2 separate regions of the Homo sapiens genome follow, and region 1 is linked to region 2. A link is a contact called in ENCODE POLR2A ChIA-PET data. All regions are on one chromosome and are shown on one strand. The core of a region is the stretch at or near the end of the contact, and the rest is flanking DNA. Distances in the headings are between cores, read along the strand shown. Region 1 has its middle 47 kb from the start of CYP46A1. Region 2 has its middle 52 kb from the start of LINC02325.

Region 1 (6,559 bases), core at 996-3,495, 2.3 Mb after region 2:
GTTCAAGACCAGCCTGGCCAACATGGCGAAACCCTGTCCCTACTTAAAAATACAAAAATTAGCCGGGCATGATGGTTGGGTGCCTGTAATTCCAGTTACTTGGAGTCTGAAGCAGGAGAATCGCTTGAACCGGGGAGGCAGAGGTTGCAGTGAGCCCAGATCGCACCACTGCACTCCAGCCTGGGCGACAGTGAGACTCCGTCTAAAAAAAAAAAAAGAAAAAGCTGCCCTCTCCCCTGCCTGGGCCATGTGCCCCCTGGGAAGACCCCCTCCCCAAACAGGGAAGGCACAGATGTGTGCCGGCCCGTGATGTGCATTGTTGGCCTCCTTCGGTCCTTGCCGCAGTCTTGAATGATAGCTCCAAGGGATGGTCCCATCAAGCAGATAAGGAAACTGAGACTCAGGGGCGGGAGTGACATGCTCAGTACAGGTGGGGCCTGGTGTGGCTCTGAGAATGGAGGAGACAAGTGTCTGGGTTCCCAGCCTGCCCCTCTCCCCAGCCCAGGTGGGCCCTGAGAATGCACACCCCGGCCTCTGGGCAGAGGGTCGGGCCCCGGGATGCCTCGAGAACTGCAGCGTTCTTGCAGAGCGAGGGTCCTCCTGCTCCCCTAGCACCTCGCCTGACCACGTGGGCACCTGGCCAGCCCATCATCAAGCTGCACCCTCCACCCTCTCCATTTCCAGCTCGCTGTCTGAGGGGCCCCCAAACTCACCACTCACTTTGAGAATGGTATGCCCGGGCTCAGCCTCCAGCCACCTGGTCAAACTCATCCCTGGCCAGAAGCAGCCCCTTCCCACAGCCACCCCAAATGCTGCTGTCTCCCAGCGTCCTGTTCCCAAGCCCCCAGCTGGGCACTGTTCCCCGACCTGCTCTGCTGTGCCCCCCACTCCGCCCTCTGCAGCCCTTCTCTGAGTCTCTGAGGTTCACCAGTACCCACACACCTGCCCACGCTTCCCACAGTCCATGCCCTCTGCCTCCTGCTGTGGCTGGGCCTAGTCCCCACAGTACAGCACCTCCTTCACAGTCCATCTAAAAGGGCCACAGGCCACCAAGCCTCAGTACTGCAGCAATGCAACCCAGCATTGTCTGGAGGGGCCTGGAGGGATCGGCTCCCTCCAGAGACTTCAAGTTCCCGGCTTGACCATCCCCTGATTTGGCAAATATCTGTCTGTTGCTGAGCCTGAGCCTTCACACCATGATTTCTTCAAATCCTGCCAGGAAACAGGAGCCAACTATGCCCCATTTCACAGATGGGGAAGTCCAGGCCAGAGCCACAGCTGGGCCATAGTGGAGTCAGCACTTGAACCCATGGCCCTTTGCATCCAGTGGCCTTCCACAGGCTCAGCATGCCCTATCCCTGCAGGCCTGGGCTTGTCTTCTGCACGCCCCAGGAATCCCAGATGGCTGGGAAGTGCAGAGCCAGAACCCCCCAGCCCCACTGTCACTGCCGGTGGGGCCATCCTGCCCTTCCTTTCTGAGCCACTTCCTCTTCCATAGACTGGGCTTTCTGTGAGGGGCAGGTGGCTCTCAGTCCATGCTGCATGGGGAAGCCACCTGGGCCAGGTGAATCAGCCTCTGGGGTGGGGCCCAGAAACTCTTCTTTTTCTTTTTTCTTTTTTGAGATGTAGTTTTACTCTTGTTGCCCAGGCTGGAGTGCAGTGGCACAATCTCTGCTCACTGCAACCTCCGCCTCCTGGGTTCCTCAGCCTCTGGAGTAGCTGGGATTACAGGCATGTGCCATGACGCCCAGCTAATTTTTGTATTTAATATATTTTTTTAGTAGAGACGGGGTTTTACCATGTTGGCCAGGCTGGTCTCGAACTCCTGACCTCAGATGATCCACCCTCCTAGGCCTCCCAAAGTGTTGGGATTACAGGCGTGAGCCACCGCGCCTGGCCCAACTGTTTTCTTTTTAAGTCTCCCAGTAGATCCCAATGTGCATGGGCCGGTGCCGCCAGTCCAGGTGAAGCTGACCCCCGGGACCCAGGCAAGATGGATAGGATTAAACCCAAGGCTGTGCAGCAAGGCTACCTGGGGTCAAATCCTGCCCCCACCTGCCTGGGCCTCAGTTTCCCCATCTGTAAGGGAGGACAAATAATAGGACCCACTTCCTAGGGTTGGAGGGGAATTAGTGTCCACACGAGGGTCGGGCTCTGGCACTGTGAGTCTGGTCATTGTCACCTGCAGGGAAGGGAGGGCTTTTCTGCAGGCAAGGCGGCGCAGTCCCCGGAAGACCCGCACGGTGGCGCGCTGGCGCAGAGCTCGGGCTCGCCCTCCCGCCCAGGCCGAGCGGGCGGCGCCGGCCCCAGGCGCGGAGGGTCCCGAGGCGCGGAGTGGGTGGGCCGAGGGGACGCCAGCCCCGCTCCCGGAAGCGGGGTCAGCGGGGAGGCCGGGGGTCGGCAGTGGCAAGCTCTGGCCACGGCGTAGGGGTGGGATAGCCACCCCCATTTCACAGATGGGGCTCCCGAGGCGCGGTGAGGTCTGGCAGCTGCTGGGGGCGCAGGCACGGCCCCCCGGGCGGGTGTAGCGGTCGCTTGGCGGGTGGGTCCGCAGGCCTCGCCGGGAGCCGGGCCTGGGTCTGGGGCGCTGGCAGGCCGGCCGGGAGGCGCGCCGGGCGGGAACGCGCAGCTCTGGCGGGAAGTGCGTGGGGTCGGGGGGCTCGGGCGGGGTGCAGGCTGCTGCTGCCACCGGGGAGGCCCGGGGGATGCCCTCACTAAGCGGCTCCAGAGACTGCGGGCCCCGCCCTGCCCTGCCACTCCCTCTCTTGTGACCTCGGCCAGTGGCAGCCTTTTCTGAGCCTGTCCCCTTCTCTGTAAACCTGGACGTGTTTGATCTACGCTCGCGTCCCGGCAGGAGGCTTCCAGCCTGCACATTCCTGGGGGCCCGCCTTCCCCAGGCACTAGCTTACCCAGGGCTGAGCTGCTGAACTCTGAAAACCTTTGGAAACCTCCCTGCCCTCTGCCCTAGCGACCTGCGGCTGGAGACCCTGAGCTGGCCCAGCCCTCTAGGGTGCCTAGGAGCCTAGGCTGGGTTGGGGGTGGCTTCAGGAACCTTGGGCTGCCGGGTGTGGGGTGAGAGCCTTGGCCCAGCTATGGCCAGGTGGGAGGTTTTCTTCCTCTGTGCTCTGGGTGCTGGGGCTGGAGGCGGTGGCTCTGCTGGGCTTCAGTGACAGCCAATGTGGGTAGACAGAGGACCATGCCCTGTGTCCCAGCAATTAGCTGCCCACCTGGGAAGGTTCTGGATGGGACTTGGCAGAAGCCTGAGCCGGCCCCTCCTGGCAGTCCTGGCTGAGCGGGCACCGAGCGCCTTATGCTGGTCCAGTCAGTTGGAGTGACTAAATTCACATCTGCCCAGACCTCACCCTGGGCTCCGGACCTCACCCCGGGCTCCAGCCTCACCCCGGGCTCCAGCCTCAGGCATCTCTGGATGTCCAAAAATAACCCCCACCCCCACCCGCACCCTCCCCGGCAGTCACTGGGGGTATTTCTGGCAGACGGAAGGGGACTCACAGTGGGAGGGAGGGTCATTTCTCTGAATCCAGGGCCAGGGGTGGGGAGGGACAGAGTCAAGGCCCTGCCTTGGCTTGGAGCTTTAAAAACACTCATTTCTTCTGGAACGCAGCCTCTCCCCAGTAAATCCTTCTCACCAGAGAAAACCATAGTCACCTACCTGGTGCTCACTTCTTGGGCAGCCCCTGCGGGGACCAGACCCCGGGTGGCCAGGCAGAGGGGTCCCCCCCACCCTGCGGGAGGCAGCCTGCTAATTCTGGGTGCCAAGGGTAAGGCTGCAGGTCCCTGTGCAGGACACCTGCTAGCTGCATCCCGTTTGGAGCCTGCCCTGGATGGGGCTCCATGGGCCCAGGGCGAGGCCAGGCAGAGACCGGCATGAGCAGCAGCCCGCACAGGAGCACCCTGGGCCCAGGGCAAGAGCCCATCGGCCAGTGGCAGACACTGGGTGAGGATCCCCGATGATTCGAGTCACACTGTGCTGGCCATGAGCGTCAACTGTTGGGCGCGCTGTACGGCCAACCCTGAGCCAGCTTTCCTGTACCTCCAGGCCCCTGTGCTACAGACGAGGCTCCGAGAGGTGGCGGCCTGCCCCATCTCAGGGCCAGAGGGCAGAGGGTGCGGTGGGCTGTCCCTGGGGCCCTTGCCCCTGCTGTTGAGCCCAGGAGCCTGAACCTGGGAGGCCTCCCCATCACCTCCCTGCCCCCTCCCAAATGACAGTGGCTCCTTGGCCGCCACCCCAGAGGTGAGGGGATAGCCCAAGGAAGCCAGGAGCTGCCCACACCCTCAGCCCAGGAACACCCGGTGCAGCTGCATGCGCCTCGCGGGCTTCTTTCCTGGCTGGGAGCCTGGACGCTGGGAGGGTTGCCCAAGGCCACCCAGGCAGCGGTCAGTCAGGGGTGCCTGGGCTGGACAGGGGGCCCTGGGTGTTTGGAACCAGCTCGCAGAGCTTTGCTGGAGCAGGTGCACGTGTGTGCGTGCATGTGAGCCCCACGTGCAGATGTGTGTCTCTGCGTGTCTCTCCGTACCTCTTCGTGTTCCTGTTCCCTTGTCTCCGGGTATCTGTCTGGCCCCCAGTGTGTGAGGCTGTGCGGATGAGTCTCCACATCCGTGTGTGTCTCATGCTCTGTGTGGAGCTGGTGTGTCAGGCCTGACCTGGACTACAAGGAGGTGTCTCTTTGAACCCAAGGCAGTGGACAAACATCAGACGCGTCGCCGTGGGCTGGGCCCCTGCCGTGTGGCATGCGTTCTGTCCTCACCCCACGTCCAGCGAGATGGGCTAACCTGCCCAAGGCCACACAGCCAGGAGCTTGGGGCCATCCAGTGTGGACATCCATTGTCCTTCAAGTCGTGGCCACCAAGGCCCCACGTGAGGCTCCCTGCTCCTCACCTGTCCTGGCTCTGTGTACAGGGGGAACCCAAGTCTGAGGGGTCTCCAGCAGGGAGAGGCTGCACTCCTGAGGCCCAGCCAGGGCCGGGTGAGTGCGGGGCAGCAGGTGTCAGCGGTGGGGGAGGTACGGGTGGGAAGCGGGGCCTCTTCCCTGACCCCCGCCACACTTGGCTGCCCCTCCACCTTTGATCACTGACCCTCCTCTGTCCCTCCAGGGACACTTTCCCGCCAGTGCTGGTGCTGGCTGGCCAAACAGTGTGGGAACCCAGGGACTGGCCTTCCTCCAGGCGGTGGCAGCCGGGGAGGGGCCTGGGCACACCGTGGGTGAGCAGTCACTGCAGAGCCTCCCCTGGGAAGTGGCATGATGCTGTGGTGTCTCAGGGAACCCAGGAAGGGCACTGGCTCTGGGCTGGGCCCCACAGGCATCAGTATATGTGTGCCCCTCCCTTTGCCCCATGCCCTTCCAATGACCCCAACTCCTGCCCGACCAGATTTCACACCACTGTCTGGCCATCTCGAACCATTCCTGGGTGCCCGAGCTCTTTCCCACCGCTAGGCCCATCTTATCCTATCCATCCCCATCCCCATTCCTCACTTCCCAGGTCTCTGTGTGGATGACTCTCAGAGGTCCTCGCTGACCACCTGCCCTTCCTTCCTGACCTCAGTTCCTTCACCAGCGCCCTCCACCCACAAGCCTGTGGGCCCTGAGAGGCTGCCCCCAGAGCTTGTTCAGGCCCCTGCAGCACCTGCCCCATCATGGTGACCGTGGAGTAGCTATTGAGACCAGCCAAATCACACATAGGTGAGCCCTCGGGGGCCAGCGGGCACACAAACTGTTGCAGCTTCAGGGTGAGCTGCAGGAGGCGCATCATGCACACACACACCCGACACGCAGACACACTCCCGCACGTGGACATCACAAGCTCCCATGGGCACACACACCCACACATTCTCACATGCACACGCACTCCCCCACACATGTGCCCGCTGCCATGCACCCGTGCACACACGTGCATCATCACACACGTTCACTTACACATCCTTGCATGCACACACTCTCCCACACGTGCCCACTGCACCTGTGTACGTGTCCCAGTGGACACACAGGCATCACACACACATCCACTTACACACATTCTTGCACATGTGCAGTGGCCTCAGGAGCAGGGGACTCTAGTTGTTTATCCCCAACACACGTTCCCATGATAAAGAAAACAGGAAGGGACTTGGAGCCAGACACAGGAAGGGGAAGTGGCCGGCCACAGGGAACCAGCTCCAGCCAGTGGACACTGGGCGGTCTGCTTGGGTGAGACACAGGGGCAGCCAGACAGATGGCCGCAGGGTGGGGAGCTGGAATGCCCCTCCGTGGCATCTTGCCCTGGTTTAATCTTCACCACAGCCCCAGTGGGCATCACCCCTTCTAGGCAAGAAACCGAGGCTGGGGCCAGGCTTGTGCCCGTCACCCAGGAGGGCTGCTGGAGCTGGGATTTGACCTGGGTTCACCTGACACCAGGCTCCTCCCAGCCCTGGTCCCGCAGCCCACTTGGGTGAAGGTGAGGCCTCTGTCGGGGAGGCGGGTGGTGTGGCGGGGCTCTTTTCTGCAGTGCCAGTTTGTCCAGCACCAAGATGCATCCCACACCTGTAGAACCCCGGGTTGGACTC
Region 2 (6,524 bases), core at 3,401-5,900:
GAGAGAAGCCAGTGGAGTCTAAATCCCTTTTGCAATTTGGTAGAAAAACTTGCTTTTGTGTTGTCTTGTTGGTTTTCAGCATGGCCATTTCTAGTGCCCTCTTTTAGGTTTTCCAGCTCCCATGAGATCTTCCTAAGTTTTTTCTATATATCCATTGCTTTCCTGGGTGGCGGGATGGTGTCTGGAACAAGGTCTGAATGGGTGATGTACATCATCACACCTGTCTGTGCCTCAGTTTCTCTACCTATAAAAGCAGGATAGTGACCCCTAATTTTTCTTTTCTGTAGGCCCTTCAGATGACTAAAAGAAATCACTGGTGGGAAAATGCTTTGCAAACCGTGGAATAAGACCTTGTGGGTTAAATTTTGATGAAGGTAAAAACAGCGTTGCCTCTTTTCTGTCGTCTGTGTGTTTATCCTCCCCTCCCCCAATAGTGGATGACAGTTCTGCCTTTTTCTACTTTCCTGGCACCTTTACCTTACAGCTTGCATGTCCAGCTCTTCCAGGTTGATTGCACCCCATTGATTACCCCATCGCATGTTTGACTGTCCTTCCCCATTGGACCCAGTGGTCCCCGAGGGCAAGGTTTGAGCCTCCCTCACCCCTGAATCCTCAGGGCCTGGCAGGGGCCTGGAGTTCACGATGTGCATGTTTCTGTGGTCACAGAGCAACCCACATGCTTTTGCGTATTTGATGTGGGGGAGCGAGATCAGGGAGATCTGGTCACCCTGGGGGCACCCACTCTGTGCAAGGCCCTTGGCTGGGTGGCTTACATCATTGTCCCCTTGTAAGTGATTTCTTTCATTTTGCAGAGGAGGAGACTATGCCTGAGGATGATGAAGCACCTTTTCCAGGGGTGAGCACCTCTGCGGCTCTCTTCTGAGCAACACCTTCATAGAGACAACTGCCTTCCAGCCTCCCCTGTGAGCATTTCTCACAGCCCCTAGAGATCATCCTGTCCAAAAGTGAGCAGGTGGTCTGTGCTGCCCATTACCTCCAACTTTTCCTGCCACCTTAAATGGGATCTCCATCCACCTGCATTTGTGGCAGGTTCTCCACCTTTGGTCCCCATTACAGGTGCACGAGTCCATCCACTTCTCACTGCCTGCCCAGAGGCCACCGTCAGTCACCTGAGCTCCAGATCTCTTTGCTTCCTCTCTTGCCACTCACTAATCTCTTACTCATACTGCAGTGATGTCTTCAGAGTATGCATCAGGTGAAGTCCCTTCCTTTCCCAAATAAAACTATTTGTAGGAGAGAAACCTACAGATTGCTCTCCCTGATATGTCTCCCATTCTAGCCTCCTCCCATGTCATCCTTCAACCTGTTAGCCAGCCTCGCTGGTCCTCTCTCCCTTCTCTGAAGGTGCCTTGTTTCTTTACAAATTGTGCTGTCCTTTGGCTGGGCACAGTGGCTCACACCAGTAATCCCAGCACTTTGGGAGGCTGAGGCAGGCAGATCACCTGAGGTCAGGAGTTTGAGACCAGCCTGGCCAACATGGTGAAACCCTGTCTCTACTAAAAATATAAAAATTAGCCGAGTGTGGTGGTCTGCACCTGTAGTCCCAGCTACTTGGGAGGCTGAGGCACAAGAATCACTTGAACCCGGGAGGTGGAGGTTGCAATGAGCCGAGATTGCACCACTGCACTCCAGCTTGGGTGATAGAGTGAGACTCTGTCTAAAAAAAAAAAAAAAAAAAATTGTCCTCTTCCCTGTTGCAGCTCTCCTGGCTCTTCAGGGTGATTTCTCCAGCAGCAATATTGGAATTATTAACAGGAAAGACTTTTTAAGCGTGATGCAAAATCCAGAAGCTCAAAAAGTAGATTGATGGATTTTTCTTTCTATAAATTTGTAACTCCTGTCTTGCAACCTATGTGATATATGTCAGACTAGTTTCTTTCATATGTAAAGAGCTTCTACAAATTGTTAATATTGCAAAACAATCCAATGGAAAAATACTGAAAGAACTTTAGTAGACAATTGGCAAAAAGGAAACAAATTACTATTTAAAATAGATTCTCAATTTGTTTGTAATAAGGAAAATGCAAATGGCAATGGGGGAATGGAAAAATGGACTTTGTAGATGTGGTATGTGTGAGTGGTCAGTTAGTGCATCGGCTTTGCAAAACGAATTGGGGGTTTGTGTCAAACTTGACATGATTCATACTCTTTAACCTGGCAGTTCCACTTTAGCACTTTAGCTTTTTGAGGTACTTACAGAAATTCACAAAAATGTGATTTTTGTGGCTTTGTTAGGATAGTGATTAATTGGAAATGATTTAACTTACATTTGTAGATTAAATAAAATGTCAAATATTCTTACAATGCAATGCCATGCAGCCACTAAAAGAAAGAAGCAGATGTATATATCTGCTGTCATGAAATGATCTCTAAGATGCATCTTTAATTAAAAAAAGAAAAGTACAGGCCAGGCACGGTGGCTCACGCCTATAATCCCAGTACTTTGGGAGGAAGAGGCGGGTGGATCACCTGAGGTCAGGAGTTGGAGACCAGCCTGGACAACATGGCGAAACCCCGTTTCTACTAAAAATATAAACATTAGCAGGGTGTGGTGGCACATGTCTGTAAACTCGGGAGGCTGAGGCAGGAGAATCGCTTGAGCCCAGGAGGCAGAGGTTGCAGTGAGCCGAGATCATGCCACTGCACTCCAGCCTGGGCAACAGAGAGCGACTCCGTCTCAAAAAAAAAAAATGTACAGAACAGTGTGCTCAATGTATTACCACTTATTAATGGGAAATGCTATTGCTTTTTGAAGGGAAAATGGTAGTGATAGGGTGCACTTCACTTTTGTACTGCCGACTTTTCTTTTAAACAATATATGTGATTTACCTGTTTAAACAAAAAAATTGGTATTAATTTTACAATAATATATTGAATGATGTAAATCTACATTTTGTATATATGTAGATGTATTTCTATAACTACATAAAATAATTTATCATTATATTATACACTGTACCTATAATAGGACATAACTGTGGCATGCTATGTTACAGGCTATGGTTATAGTATGACGTAGAGCTGTGGCTAATGTTATATACCATAGCCTAGTCATGACATATTGTAGGTACATATATATTAGTAATAACATAAATATATAAAAATAGTTATGCAAATATTTACATTTATATTCTGAACAGATAAAAACTGGAAGAAAATATAATGAAAAGTTAATTTTGGTTTCTCTGGGTGGTGAAACTATAAGTAGTTTTTTAAAACTTTTTTGTATATATATGTTTTAAAATTTGCATTGTAATTATTTGTGTATATGTGAGTATATATATGTGTATGTATGTATGTGTGTGTACACATATAATCAGCATAGATTATGTAGGCTGTTTAGTTTTCATGTGTAGTTTTCTTATTTCTGCCTGTTTTAAAAAAACTAATAATATAATTATACATAATTACATAAATATTCTGTTACATTTCTATCTGCCAAAGCAATTTCATATTAATTATTTCCTCTGGGTGCCCCATTGATCTGGAGATAGGCAGAATGTACATTAACACTACCATTTTACAGATGAGTAAACCGAGGTTCTGTCCAGTTCAATGGAAGGGTATGAGTCAGAGCCAGGGACTGTTGGCCAACTTGGTTTTAGGTTGATGATGGACTGGGTTCCAGGGAGCAGTAAGGGCTCTGGAGATCTGGAGACTGCCAGCCTCTCATTCCACATGTGCCCTGTTGCAAGGCCCTCGAAGCAACGCTGCCATTTCCAGGAGTACTGGGAGGAAGATAAAGGGATGTCCACAGTGGGCACATTAAGGATCTCTTGCTTTTTTCTTCTCTCCACTGCATTAATGTAGTTTTTAAAAATCATCATCATAGATCGGAAAATACATGAACGTATTGCATGTGAGTGTAATGAAAAACTGGAGAACACGCCAGTCTTTTTTTTTTTTTTTAATCTTTGTTGCATAGTTTTTTATCTTCTTTTTGTAAACAGAAAAAAAAAAAGCCTCGAGTCTCTGAAACAGCTTCCCATTCGACCTATGCAGGTCACATTTACATGTAGTTCTTAAACTGGTGGTTGAGCCTGCGTTTTGGCATTTACCCTTCCCAAATGCCTTGAGGAGGGAGCTTCATCTTTAGCCTCAGATCACGTCACTCTCGTGCTCAAAGCCGTCCGCTGGTTTGCATCTCACTGGGTGTAAAAGCCGAAGTCCTTGCCATGACCTTCGAGCTCCTGAGTGATCTCCCCCACCTCTGCCTCCCTCTGATTTGATCATTCTGCTCCAAACACATGTCCCCCCTGCTCTTCCTGAACACACCGAGCAGGCTCTGCCCCAGGCTTTGAACTTGCTTTTCCCTCTACTTGGATCTCTTTTCCCCTAGAGAGACAGGTGGCTTCTTCCCTTGCTGCTTTTTATCCTTACAGAAACCTCCCCTACCGTACGAGTGCTTTCTTAACCTCCATGTGCGTCATACTAACACATCACGCCACCCTGGGACTCCACAGGACTCCACATTTCCTTTAATGATTTATTTTTTCCCATAATGTGTATCCCCATGTGGCATGCTGTATATTATCTCCCGCCCCACCAATGGCTGGACTGGAAACCTCACGAGGACAGGGATGGTATCTTTTTTGCTCATTGCCAGCATGCAGGACCGTACAGAGGATGGAGGTAGTCAGTGATGCAAAACTGATTTTAAATTGTTTGGTGCTGTGCCAGAAGGAGTGATTATTCTCACTATGCGGCTTCCTCTGACCTCTGAACTCCTGCTGGAATGATCTGGACCGCTCAGTTTGGCATTTTAATTATATACTGTCTCATGTTACAACTTAAAGTGTTCTAATTTTACGTATTTGCTTATACGGTAAACATGTATTCAGCTTCACCTATGTATACCAAGCACCTCAGAAACCTGAAATCATTCCTTAAGACCAAAGAACAGATAACAGGCTGATAGCATGCTGATTTTGTTTTTTTATCTTCCACTTCCTACCTAGGACAGTGCAAGTAAAGAGTCAGCCCTCAAGAAAACAGAACAAAAAAGCAAGTCACTGGGCTGTGCACATTTAGTAAGCTCCACTGGTACCAAATGCTTGTAGGTTAATGAATTAGGAACATCAGTTTTCTTGGTGCAAATATGCTCCCAGCTTAGTTAAGAGGTTCTTCAGTTTGAATTTGTTTGGATGAAAACAAGATGGTTCCAAATTTCTGTGTAAATCTGAAACCAGACAAGTTTCACACAGTTGCACATTTCAAAAAAAAAAAAAAAAAAAAAGTTCTGCTCCCGTTTGGTAAGTATTCTGTGTATCTGAAAGGAGAAAAAAAAAAAAAAAACCTTGTAGTTTCCAATTGCAAAATGAGTCTTTATTTCCTCTCCAAAACCCTTTATGTGCCGTGAGTTGGTGAGTGTAAACCGGCTTCCTGGTGTGTGTGTGCAGCCCTGGGATGCCACAAGTCACATTTGTGACATGTCGGCTCTGGGAAATGCTGTGGAACCTGTCAGAACAATCCGTTCCACATAAATACAAAATGCTCTTTCTCACCCATGTCACCACGAACCTTTATTCAGGGCTTAAAACCCAGCTAGGCCTATATGAACAGCGTATGTTCGGAGCTTTTCCTACACACACAAACACGCACACACATACACACACATCTTTATCTTTCTGTCATTCTCTGCATTAACTACATTCTTAAAACCTGGAGGTATGCCAATCTTTTTTTTTTTTCAAAGAGGAAAAAAAATCAAAAGTTTTTGGTAATTGAAATTCATGACAAATTACAGACAGTTTTTTTCTTTCTTTTTTAGAACACCGTGTTCTTAGAAAAGTGTCTTCTTACTGAAATGAAAAAGCGTGGAAGCCGTGTGCGCCCGTGGACGTGGTTTTGTGACTCATGGCTGCCCTGGGCTGACAAGGACCAGTGTTTGATCTCTAAATCACGGGAAGACGAGTGTTGGATGTCAGGTGGTGGTGTGGTATCAGAGAAAATCGGTGGTCTTTTTGTTTTGCACCTGTGTTCTTTTGCTGTCGGCAAGGTGGGCCCAGGTAAAGCCAGCGTAGGTGAGCAAGGGGTCGCTGATTTTAATTGAGTAGTTATTCCAGTAACACCATCTATTCTGTTCACAGCCAAATGGGGTGGCCCCCTCCAATTTATCCCTCAGGCAGATTTCAAGAAAACGCTGTAGTCCAATATAATCGATGATTTCATATCCGAGAAAAGGTTTTTGTGTTTTTATTTTGTTCCAGTGTTTGCTTTAGGACTGATACTACCATTGCTTTTAATAAACTCCTTTGATACATTTTCTCCCCAGAAGAGACTTTTTTTGTTGTTGTTTTCAAGGTCACACAAAGAATATAACTTTGGTTTATTAATGGAAACCTTCTAGCTACTGGTTAATTCATTACTGCACAGTACAATTTTAAAAGTCACCAACAATGTGGTTCTTTGTCTTTAATTTCTTTGGATGTGTGGTTGTGTGTGTGCGTATGTCAGCACCTTTTTACCTTAAAGAGATACGCGAATCCCCATGAATTATTATA

Evidence for each region. ChIA-PET counts read pairs that join two places held with the same protein, here RNA polymerase II (POLR2A).
Region 1: POLR2A ChIA-PET joins it to region 2 with 11 read pairs in WTC11. The contact joins two enhancer-like sites. POLR2A ChIA-PET finds 5 or more read pairs at or near these places in 2 of 52 experiments (CD8-positive, alpha-beta memory T cell and WTC11).

What each region holds. Positions count from the first base shown.
Region 1 is chr14:99,727,891-99,734,449 of GRCh38, forward strand. No RefSeq gene overlaps it. Among named protein-coding and RNA genes, the nearest start is that of CYP46A1, 47 kb to the left of the region's middle. RefSeq lists a silencer at 2,231-2,350 and an enhancer at 3,672-4,531. Within about 2 kb of position 2,246, at least 10 of the 41 ENCODE cell types and tissues checked have a DNase peak (open chromatin) inside an H3K27ac peak, as active enhancers do.
Region 2 is chr14:97,403,726-97,410,249 of GRCh38, forward strand. No RefSeq gene overlaps it. Among named protein-coding and RNA genes, the nearest start is that of LINC02325, 52 kb to the right of the region's middle. RefSeq lists an enhancer at 1-369. Within about 2 kb of position 4,651, at least 2 of the 41 ENCODE cell types and tissues checked have a DNase peak (open chromatin) inside an H3K27ac peak, as active enhancers do.